Regions from separate parts of the Homo sapiens genome. Here regions 1 and 2 are each linked to region 3. A link is a contact called in ENCODE Hi-C or POLR2A ChIA-PET data. All regions are on one chromosome and are shown on one strand. Each heading gives the region's core, a stretch centred on a gene start or an enhancer-like site at or near the end of the contact. The rest is flanking DNA. Distances are from core to core; before and after follow the strand shown.

Region 1 (3,805 bases), core at 126-2,625, 1.2 Mb before region 3:
CACTGACTCCTCTTAATTCCCCCAACCCCCTCTGCATCCCTTAAGGTAGCAGATTAAGGAACAGAAGTAGCATTGAGTCAGGAGACACTTCTATTGCTTCAAGAGACAGGGTCTCACTACGTTGCCCTGACTGTATGTCGTGCAGTGGCTATTCACAGGCCCATGATCACAGCGCACTATGTAGCCTTAAACTCCTGGCCTCGAGTGATCCTCCCACCTCAGCCTCCCAAGTAACTGGGACTATAGGTGCACACTACCAAGCACATCACTCCTTCAAGAGTATGGAAAGTCAACTTCTCAATCTCTCCAAACATTCTACGACCAGTGCTTTGTACCAGTTTGTACAAATAACGACTACAATGACACTCTCTTCCAATATCACTGTCATCTTTATCCTTTTAACACCAGCAACAGAAACATAATACTAATGATAATGTACCCCAAAACTATATAAGAAAAGCTGATTTATCCAAAACTCTAGACTAACTACACCCTTCAGCCCTCCCTCAGTAGAGGATGAACTCCAACCATTATATTCACATAAAGGCCCTCAACACAACTAGCATTTCCTGAAATCACCTTTGCGGCAAGTATTTTATCAGTGGGATGTGGGCATTTCACGGGTGGGGGAAGGCTGTCATGTGTTTGCAGCAGGTGGGATCGCAATTTAAGAACCAAAAAACTGAAATGGTTGAAATCACTTCTTTTGGATCCACGGGCAGTTTTGCTACAGTAATTTTGAGTAACAAAATCGAATTTCTGGGACTTTTCATGGTTTGGGGACAAGGGTGGGTGATTAAAATCGCCACTCTGAAAAACATACTCCTCACAAGTTAATTAAACATAGTTAAGTCTCTTTAGTTCCAAGTAAGTTTCCCTTCATTGTATGGTAATAGCCTAGACACAGATCCACCACATGGAACCAGCTTGTGTCTGGGACACCCATCATCTGCTGCTGCCAGTAGAGTCACAAGTTTTTCCCCTTGACTTGTTAACTGAGGTTTGGTTTGTGGTTGTGTTCTTTCAACTATGTTGTTCATTCAACAGACTAATTCATAAATAAAACACCCCATTTCAACTATGTTGTTCATTCAACAGACTTATTCACAAATAAAACCCCCCATGCTAAAATAGGCACTGTTCCAAATGCTTCGCTGTATTAATGTGCTTAATCTTCTCAACAGACCTCTGAAGTGGGTACCAGTATTATCCCATTTTAGAATATCTCCATATACTGAAGAACACGAAGGTTAAACTTGTTCCAGATCACAAAGCCAGTGGACTACAACTCAGGGAATCTGACTTGAGTTGTGCTTTGATTTAATCATATTGCCTCAGATTTGAATATTTATTTGAATGCATCTGTACGAGGATCCTTTTGTTTGCTTCTGTGACAATAGAGGGGAAATAACTGGTTTCAGTGACTCTACCAGAGAAACAAGTTTCACATACTAAAATGTGGTTGAGACCCAGGCATGGTGGCGTCTGCCACCATGAGAGAAAGAACGAAGACAGAAAGACAGACAGAAAGACAAGAAAGACAGACAGACAGACAGAAAGAAAGAAAAAGAAAGAGAGAGAAAGAAAGAAAAGAAAAGAAGGAAAGAAGTTCACTCCTGCTTAAAACGCATTTCTTTTTCCACCTAGAGGTTCACCCCTCTCCCAAAAAAAGCTTACTTTATTCTTTTCTCTTAAAGAGACGGGAGTCTTTGTATGTTGCCCAGGCTGGTCTCCAACTCCTGGGCTCAAGCAATCCTCCCACCTCAGCCTCCTGAATACAAAAAGCTTAGTTTCATACCTCTAATATCTTTACATCAACATCCCAGTAAACCTGATTTTCCCAAGACTGTCCTTGCCAGGTAGTAAAACAAGTCTCTGCTGAGCTTCAACAGTTTCTGATAAACACAAAGTACAAAATCATAAAAGGAGCAGGTCTCCAACTATCAGGCTGACAAGTCACAAGGCACAATTTACAGCTCCTAATGAAATTCAGGGTCAGGAAAAAAGCAAACTGTTCAGAATCTGCCATGGGAAAAACGAGCAGGTTCTGTACTGGCTGACAGGATTAATGTTCCTCTTACCAAAGCACACAGGGTCATAACCCTAACTTTTTTTTTTTTTTTTGAGACAGAGTCTAGCTCTGTTGCCCAGGCTGAAGTGCAATCTCACTGCAACCTCCATCTCCCATGTTCAAGTGATGCTCTTGCCCCAGCCTCCCTGGTAGTTAGGACTACAGGTGCCCGCCAACGTGCACGGCTAATTTTTATATTTTTAGTAAAGACAGGGTTTCACCATGTTGGCCAGACTGGTTTCGAACTCCTGACCTCAGGTGATCCACCTGCCTCGGCCTCCCTAGGTGGTGGGATTACAGGCAGGGGTTACCACACCCGGCCCTAATCCTGATTTTAAGGGCAGAAAAATGAAGCTAAGAGTAATGTTCCTAAAGTCACACAATGGTAAAACCCAAACTCAAACCCAGACAATCTAACTTAAGAGTCTGAGCTTTTAGCCATCACACTTCAATGACTTTGCAACCAGAGTGCTCACAGAAACAAATTCCTTAGCCCAAGAACAGTAAAAGCAATCACACCAAGGGAAGAAAAGGGCACAGCATCAGGCACTGACATAAAAAGGTTCTGTCAGAACCGGAAATGTGGCTCACACCTGTAGTCAGTCCCAGCTACTCCAGAAGCTGAGACAGGAAGATCGCTTGAGCCCAGGAGTCCGAGGCCACAGTGAGCTATGATCATGCCACTGCACTCCACCCTGGGCAACAGAGCAAGACTCTGTCTCTCAAAAAGAAAGAGTTCAGTCACTTAGGTTCTGGAAAGGTCCTGAGCTTGCTTTATATAAAGGCTAATCAATTAGCCAATGACCTTTCCTTTTTCCTAGGAAACATCATCCCTCTGGATCAAACTCAAATGTCTTACTATGTAAAGACTTCCTGGCTGGAAGCAGTGGCTCATGCCTGTAATCCCAGCACTTTGGGAGGCCGAGGCAGGTGGATCACCTGAGGTCAGGAGTTCGAGACCAGCCTGGCCAACATGGTGAAACCCCGTCTCTACTAAAAATACAAAAATTAGCTGGGCATGGTGGCGGGTGCCTGTAATCCCAGCTACTCGGGAGGCTGAGGCAGGAGAATTGCTTGAACCCGAGAGGCGGAGGTTGCAGTGAGCCAAGATCGCGTCACTGCACTCCAGCCTGGGCAACAGAGGTGAGACTCCGTCTCAAAATAAAAGTCTCAAATTGTTTTTATGGTTTGGAGGGGATAGTATGCAAGTTTGTTGGAGAGAAACTTACAAGGTGCTACTTACTAAGAAATTTACCTTGCGGATATTTTCTTAAAAAGGAGTCATCACAGAAAATGTATGCCTAGATTTACATGTGAGAAGCAGTCTTCAATTGGATACTTCTGACCCCATGAAATAACTGAGGACATTTCTGCAGAAGGCTGACATATGAGAATGCTCAGGAATTGTGTGGCTTTCAAATAATCTGATTCAGCTTGGACAACCTCCAAGGAATGAATAAAATTAGGCAAAAGCTTGACAATCACTAAACATAGTCAATTCACAGATAATTCATGACAATCAACATTCTGCCTTACTGATTTCTAAAAGGTCCCAATATCTTGCTAGTCACATGACAACTCTCTTGTTACTATTCAGAAATATAAAGATGGAGCAAAATTTTTTCTAAAACGATTATCACGCACCTTCTCTATCACACTGACAAATAATCTGGGAAGCATCAGTTCTGTACTAAAAAGCATGTCTAAAAAGCCTGACTCAGACCATTTCAGGAG
Region 2 (3,597 bases), core at 202-2,701, 1.1 Mb after region 3:
AGAGGTCAGGAGTTCAAGACAAGCCTGGCCAACATGGTGAAACCCCGTTCTACTAAAAATACAAAAATTAGCTGGGCATGCTGGTGCATGCCTGTAATCCCAGCTACTCGGGAGGCTGAGGCAGGAGAATCGCTTGAACCCAGGAGGCGGAGGTTGCAATGAACCGAGATCGCGCCACTGTACTCCAGCCTGGGCGACAGAGCAAGACTGTCTCAAAAAAAAAAAAAAAAAAAAAGTCAAGCTGGTGCAGGGAGGGTGAAGCTTAGGACAGCTGTCAGCTGGTCCAGCAATGTTTCCTCCTGGCCCAGGCCTGAGCCAGTGCTCTAAGCTCAGCCTCACTTGTCGCCTTTATCAGTGGCTTCTCTGCCTCCACCCACCTGATTGCTGGAGCTTCTCCAGCACACCCAACTGAGATAACACACCCAGTCCCTATGGCTCCAGGGCGGGGACTTTCGCTTGACCTACTGCCCACCGGGCAGGCATTTCTTCTCATTCTCTGAACGCTGTCGGGAGGTAGGCAGGAGACCTGAGTCTTTCCTGAGGTGGTCTTTTCTGGCTGAGCACTTCTCTCTGGGACTCCCCACCTCTGTCATAGGGTTGTGTCCCTCTGTGACACCGGCGTCTGAGTCTAACGTCCCAGCCTTCCTTCCTCCCTCTGCCTAGTCTAATAGCACCCAGCACCTAAAACAAGCCAGAGGGCGGCCAGGGGCCTAGGCTAGCCCCCGGAGGGTCTACTCAGGACTCAAGTGCCAGGAGGGAGGCCTGGACTTTTTTGCCTTAAGGGCTGGAGACCCAGGAAAAGTTCGAAGAGGAAACGCTCATCGCAGCTATACGAGCGTCCACCCTGGACCAGGCGGCGAGTGGGTTGGAGGAGCAAGGCTGGACAGGAAGGGGGCAGGGGCTGCCACGGCAGGCTCGGGAGAGCCCCACCCCCAGATCTCCCTCCGGGCGGCGGCGCAGGCTGCAGCGGAGGAAGCATTTCCTCATTCCAGAGGCTGCGACTCATGGACGTCGGGATCGGCGCCCGCCCCCAGCAGCTCCCCGTCTGGGGACACGGAGGCCCGGGAAGGGGGCGCTTTTCCAGGCTCCTGCAGCCAGGCCTTTCCCCGTGGCCCTCCCCGCCCTGCGCACGCAGTCTGGGCTCTGTCCAGGGTCTCGGGAGGCTCTCGGGTCCCGGCCATCCCTGTTTCGTGGCTGGGGGAACTGCGGCCCGCTCCGGCAAAGCGGGGACCCGAGCCCTTGCCGCCGGTTCGCAGGAGCCCCGGGTTCGATGCTCTGTCAACCTGCTTGGGGTGTCCGTTTCCCGCTCTGCGAGGTGGGGTCAGGCCAAGACGAGGAGGAGCCCGCGCAAGCGCACTCACCACCACGGCGGTGACCGGCTGGCCCGGGATGTAGGACATCTCGACCCTGCTCTGGTCGCCCAGCGCCGCTCCGAGAAGCCGGCAGCAGAGTACCCGCGGTCGCGCCCTCGCTGCTTAACAAAGGCCGCCCCGCTCGGCCCGCCCCCTCATGAATAGTTAACAAACCTCCAGCCAATCACTGGCCGGAGCGCCACTCCGCTTTCGGAAGTCCCTGCGCGTGCGCAGAAAAGCGGGCAGAGGGCGGAGCGTGTCCGGGGCGCCCACGGCGCAGGCGCGGAGGGCGGGGCGGGATCTGGGCGCGTGCGCAGCCCGAGACCTCCCGGCAGTCTTCCGAGCAAGATGGCGCCGCGGGCATTTCTTCCACTGCCCGTCTGAGGGAACGCTAAGTAGTGTGTCCGGCGCCGTGTTCCAGGTAACTGGGCCACCGTGGCCGGGGAACGCAGACGCGCCACCACCTCCCGGCCGGCCCGGACCCTCAATCTCCTCGGCGTCTTTGGAAGATCCGAGGCCCAGGACTGGTGCCAGGTCTCGGAAGCTCCAGGGGGAGGGGGCGGCGTGAACCCAACTCACCGAGCTCCGGGCGCCACTTGTAACTTGGTTTTCTCCGCAGCTCCGCGTTGTTCCGCGAGAAAGCGAGAGGCCGAGCCCGGGCTGGTGCGATGGCCGCGGTGGTGGCCAAGCGGGAAGGGCCGCCGTTCATCAGCGAGGCGGCCGTGCGGGGCAACGCCGCCGTCCTGGATTATTGCCGGACCTCGGTGTCAGCGCTGTCGGGGGCCACGGCCGGCATCCTCGGCCTCACCGGCCTCTACGGCTTCATCTTCTACCTGCTCGCCTCCGTCCTGCTCTCCCTGCTCCTCATTCTCAAGGCGGGAAGGAGGTGGAACAAATATTTCAAATCACGGAGACCTCTCTTTACAGGAGGCCTCATCGGGGGCCTCTTCACCTACGTCCTGTTCTGGACGTTCCTCTACGGCATGGTGCACGTCTACTGAAATGGGGGCCCGGGGGACTTTTTTAAAAAACCAGATCGGGAGGACTGTGGCCAGCAATTAACACCATGTAGACTTCCTTAGTTCTTAAGTGGTTGAATTCGCTGCTTGTTCTGTAACGTTATAAATAATTTATATCTGAAGACGGAGAGCCTGTAATATTCTTCAGATTAAATGAAGCGTGAGACACTTTGTGGAGTTCTTTCCTGCTGTAACGCTTAGGCTGCCACTGATGCAAAATCGCCGAGATTTGACTCCTGGAGAGCAAGGAATGGGCCATAGCCTTGTGTTAAGTCCTTGTATTTACACATAGGCCATTCAGAAACGGGCCCTAAGGGCCTACATAAGGAAAGAACTTATTAACATCCTAAGAAGCAGTAACAGTTAATATGTATTAAGAGCTCCCTGGGCCGGGCACGGTGGCTCATGTCTGTAATCCCAGCACTTTGGGAGGCCGAGGTGGGCGGATCACCTGAGGTCAGGAGTTCAAGACCAACCTGGCCAACATGGCAAAACTCCGTCTCTACTAAAAATATAAATATTAGCCGGGTGTGGTGGCGCGCGCCTGCAATGCCAGGTACTCGGGAGGCTGAGGAAAGAGAATCGCTTGAACCCTGGAGGCAGAGGTTGCAGCGAGCCGAGATCGTGCCACTGCATTCCAGCCTGGGTGATGGAGCAAGACTCCGTCTGTCTCTCAGGGAAAAAAAAAAAAAAAAGAGTTCCCTATATGCTGGCATTGTGACTTCTACTCTACACCGATCCTCTCATTTAATTTTAGCAATAACCTTACAGGGTAGATGTTATTGTTAGCTCCCTCGTAAGGAACCTGAGGCTCAGAGAGGTTAAATACTTCTCCCAGAGGAGATACAGCTAGGAAGAGACAGAGCCAGGATTCAAATGCAGGTCTCTTAATTTGCTCTTGATATGTTTGCTGGGTGTACCTTTCACAGGCCAGCGTTCCCTCCCACTAACCACTACTTTCAGGTATATATGGTGTCATTTTAGTTCCATTTCATTTAGTGACAGTCCTTTCCATAAGAAAAAATAAAGTCAAGCTGTATTTTTTAGAATATGTCTAGGGAAGATTAAACATTGTTTGGACATTTAGGCTGGGCACAGTGGCTCACGCCTGTAATCCTAGCACTTTGGGAGTCCGACGGCAGGCAGATCACCTGAGGTCAGGAGTTTGAGACAAGCCTGGCCAACATGGCGAAACCCCATCTCTACTAAAAATAAGATGCAAAAAT
Region 3 (3,667 bases), core at 302-2,801:
TTACACCTAAGTTGTCTCTTTCGTTAACTCTGCTGCTTCTCAAATGCAGTATATATATATATATTTACCTACATAAAGTGACGCAATAAAATCAGTACACATAAGCTTAAGCCTGTTTCAAGAAAAAAGCTTCCTTGGACAATACAAATGAATGATAAGATAATCTCATTTAAACCTGTTATTAAAATAATAGCCCATATTGAATTATTCAGAACCCCAAATCTCGCTTTTTAAAAATCAAGGGTCGGCTGAGCACGGTGGCTCACGCCTGTAATCCCAGCACTTTGGGAGGCAGAGGCGGGCGGATCACGAGGTCAAGGGATCGAGACCATCCGGGCCAACATGATGAAACCCCGTCTCTACTAAAAATACCAAAAAAATTAGCCGGGCGTGGTGGTGGGCGCCTGTGGTCCCAGCTACTCGGGAGGCTGAGGCAGGAGAATGGCGTGAACCCGGGAGGCGGAGCCTGCAGTGAGTGGAGATTGCACCACTGCACTCCAGCCTGGGCGACAGAGCGAGACTCCATCTCAAAAACAAAAACAAAAACAAAAAACAAAAATTAGCTGGGCGTGGTGGCAAGTGCCTGTACTCCCAGCTACTCGGGAGGCTGATGCAGAGAATCGCTTGAACTCGGGAGGCGGAGGTTGCAGTGAGCCGAGATCGCGCCACTGCACTCCAGCCTGGGCGACACAGCGAGACTCCGTCTCAAAAAAAAAAAAAAAAAAAAAAGGAAAAGAAAAGAAAAATCATAGGTATCTGTGTGGAATAAATTAACTACAAATCCCCAAGACGACTCTTGTCATCAATATTTCAATCCATAATTTAGCAAACACACACAGACATCCCTTATAGGGATACAGTTCCAGGCCTTTCTTTGGGCATCCGTTTCGAGACCTGGAGAGACTCTGATGTCTGTGTGTGACTAAGGAGAAGAATAGCTGAATCATATCCAAAAGCGAGTCCTCCCAATTAAGAATCTATAATACAAATCAAGACAATGACAGCATTCCATCTGCCTTTTAACCTCAACAGCTCCTCCTCCCAAGCCAGCCAGCCTACTCCCCTCCCTCATTCCCCCCCAAACTGGGAAATCATCTCGGAGGCCGGAGGCAGAAAGGGGCGGTAGGTGGCCGGGCCCCGCTGCCTCTCGCGCCTCCCGGGGCCCGCCACACACGGTGCCAACGGGACGCCGCGGTCGGCCGCATGAGCGCAAAAGCAGGGCAGCGAGGTGAGCAGAGCCAGAGTTCAGAAGGGGCCGCAAGTCAGACGAGGGGCTGGGAAAAAAGAGCCTCTCCCAAGGTTAACAGAAGCGTGCGGAGCGTGAGAAGCAGCACCTCGCACGCAGACTCGCCCGCCGGCCGGGTGGCACCGCTCAGCCGCCCGCCCGCTAGAAGGCAGCGCGGCCCCGGCCCGGCCCAGCCCGGCGCATGCGCCGCAGCCCCTCCTCCGCTCCCGGCGCCCGCCCCTCCCTCTTCCTGGCGGGTCTGGGGCGGCGGCGGCGGCGGCGGCGGCGGCGCGGTGACGTCAGGGCGTTGGGGCAGCTCCTGTGACAGACGGAGCTGGAGCGGCGGGGCGGCGGCGGAGTCCGGCGGCCGGGAGAGCGAGTGAGCGAGCGGAGGAGCAGCGACACGGGAGTCTAGGGAGCGAGAAGGAGAAGGAGGGGAGCGCTCGGGCGCGAGCGAGAGAAACCGCGAGCGCCGAGCTTGGACTCGAGCCCCGGAACGGCTGAGGAGCCCGCCCGCTCCCCTCCCCTCCCCCTCCCCGGGCCCGGGCCCAGCGCGCCATCCTCCCCCCTCCTTCCCTCCCTCCCTCCTTCCTCCCTCCCCTCTCCCTCCCCCTCCCCCGCCGGTGGATGGGAGTGAAGGACGGAAGAGGCCCTGCGGAGGCGGCGGTGCAGCGCTCCGGTAAGGCGGCGCGGGTCTGCGCCCTCCCCTCTGTCTCCTCCACCGCGCCCGGGCGGCTGCAGGCCGGACCCGGCGGCCTGACGATGTGGCTGCGCCGGTCCCCTCCCTCCCATTCTCCCCTCCCCCTGCCTCCGCCGCCGCCTCCTCCTTCTTCTTCTCTCCTCGCTCTCAAAATGGCGGCCGCGACGGCCGTTGAGTGAGAGACCCGGAGGAGGGGGACTGTCCGGGGAGGGCGCTGCCCTCGCTCCTCTCCTCCCGGGCCCGGCTTTGGGGGCTGCCGGCGCCTCTGCGACCCCCGCCCCGCGGCCCTCCCCAAGAAGGGATCGCCCTCCTCCCTCGGTGACTTAGCAAGAAAAGTATTCTTGGGTTGGAAGGGCGTGGGGACCAGGTAGCTCTCTGATCTTGGGGAAAAGGATCGGCCCTGCTCTCCCCGGCCGCGGAGACGAGCACCGCAGTCCCCACCCCACCCTCAGTTATCGGCTCGGGGACCGGCTCAGCCCCGCGCCGCCGGGGCACTCATAGGGCCTTCCAGGCATTCCGTCCCCGACTGGTCCTTAAGATGGGGTTGACCAGCGGAGGGTGGCCCACCGTCTCCCTGGCCCCCGGTGCGGCGGTCCAGCCTCAGCACCCGCCGAGGAGAGGCAGCCCGGCCCACCGAGCAATCCGCAGCATCCACCCACCGAATCTGGCAGGATTTTCTTTCTGCCACCGGCTCCTCGGTCGGGAGTTGCCTTTTGATGCTGTTAACATTCAGCTTCGAGGCTCCCTGCCATTCCCCTTCGTCTAATCTCATCTCCCTGCCCCTTTGGGAAACGCAGTGCCTCTGCATATTTACCCTCTTTAGCCTCCCACATGAGAAAATGCCTTTGAGGTGGTCGACACATTTTGACTCTGCACCTCTAAACGTAGCAGTAGAGGGGAAGAGGTTTTCCGTATTTAGTAGGAGAGAGCAAGGTACCATAGCTTTATATGTTATGCTACCTTTCTTCAGTGACTTAGCAAGAAACTCCTTGGGAAGAGGGCAGGAAATTTTCTTTTGGGGTTTGGGCCCAATTTATATCAGTCTTTTGGTTAAGAAAATACGCCTTTGAAGAGGAGGACCAGATTTGTGGTCTCGTTCTCAATGGGCGATGTCATGCCAAGGTCCCCCCTCCCTCTTTCCTTAAGTGGCAGTCCGGACAAATAGAGATATTACTGATATTCCCATCTCTCCTTTAAGCACACAGTCTTGGAGTTTCATAAGGTTTTAAAGGCCAAACAAACAATTTGTGCCATTTTTGGCAATTCTGTTTTTGTTGGGGGGGTGGGTTATTTTGTGTGAATTTCTTTTCGAGGCTAGGGCGGAGGAGACAGTGCTTGGGCCTTTCATACCAGTGATAATGTCATCCCTCCCTTTTTGCCACAGGAGTGTTTGCTTTTTTTTTTTTTTTTGCTGCAGCAGGGCGGCTTAATTGCTGCGGGGTCCAGTCTCATAATCAGGAAAATTTCCTGTTGACTGTGTCATAGTGATGTTGAATATATAGTAAAAGCTTTTACTTAAAAAATTCTGATTTGGTTTTAAGGCATTAGCTAGCTTTTAATCTCTAATGGGTGTCTTTTAGGACACAGTTTCACAAAATAATTAGCAGTTGCAAATTGCAGTTTTTAATAAAGCAGAAGAGTAATCTGTATTTAGGGTGATTTCTTTCGTGTTCATTAATGATCATTGTTTGGATTGCTCAGAAGGGGGGAATCTCCTAAAAGAAATTGAAGGCTGGTATATA

Evidence for each region. A loop is a pair of places that touch in the nucleus more often than their neighbours do. ChIA-PET counts read pairs that join two places held with the same protein, here RNA polymerase II (POLR2A). Pooled maps may share reads with other maps.
Region 1: POLR2A ChIA-PET joins it to region 3 with 10 read pairs in B cell. The contact joins the enhancer-like site here to the promoter of PAFAH1B1 in region 3. POLR2A ChIA-PET finds 5 or more read pairs at or near these places in 2 of 52 experiments (B cell and GM10248).
Region 2: a map of B cell shows a loop between it and region 3 (16-fold over the local background). The contact joins the promoter of TAX1BP3 here to the promoter of PAFAH1B1 in region 3. A Hi-C loop is called at or near these places in 1 of 168 maps with a recorded cell type or tissue (B cell) and 9 of 50 pooled maps. POLR2A ChIA-PET finds 5 or more read pairs at or near these places in 1 of 52 experiments (MCF 10A).

Annotation. Positions count from the first base shown.
Region 1 is chr17:1,374,821-1,378,625 of GRCh38, forward strand. The region is part of intron 1 of YWHAE (tyrosine 3-monooxygenase/tryptophan 5-monooxygenase activation protein epsilon); the gene reads right to left. Among named protein-coding and RNA genes, the nearest start is that of YWHAE, 23 kb to the right of the region's middle. Within about 2 kb of position 1,376, at least 5 of the 41 ENCODE cell types and tissues checked have a DNase peak (open chromatin) inside an H3K27ac peak, as active enhancers do; they include B cell, where a contact is called at or near this core.
Region 2 is chr17:3,667,127-3,670,723 of GRCh38, forward strand. TAX1BP3 (Tax1 binding protein 3) reads right to left here and starts at 1,452. Exons shown (of 4, transcript NM_014604.4): 1 at 1,362-1,452. The coding sequence starts at 1,400. It overlaps EMC6 (ER membrane protein complex subunit 6), which reads left to right and starts at 1,686. Exons shown (of 2, transcript NM_031298.4): 1 at 1,686-1,773; 2 at 1,972-2,539. The coding sequence starts at 2,021. The coding sequence ends at 2,353. P2RX5-TAX1BP3 (P2RX5-TAX1BP3 readthrough (NMD candidate)) reads right to left here. Exons shown (of 15, transcript NR_037928.1): 12 at 1,932-3,597. RefSeq lists enhancers at 246-777, 778-1,308, 1,841-2,371, 2,372-2,902 and a silencer at 1,400-1,739.
Region 3 is chr17:2,592,103-2,595,769 of GRCh38, forward strand. PAFAH1B1 (platelet activating factor acetylhydrolase 1b regulatory subunit 1) reads left to right here and starts at 1,552. Exons shown (of 11, transcript NM_000430.4): 1 at 1,552-1,904. RefSeq lists an enhancer at 758-1,486 and silencers at 1,321-1,540, 1,591-1,820, 2,231-2,290, 2,351-2,400.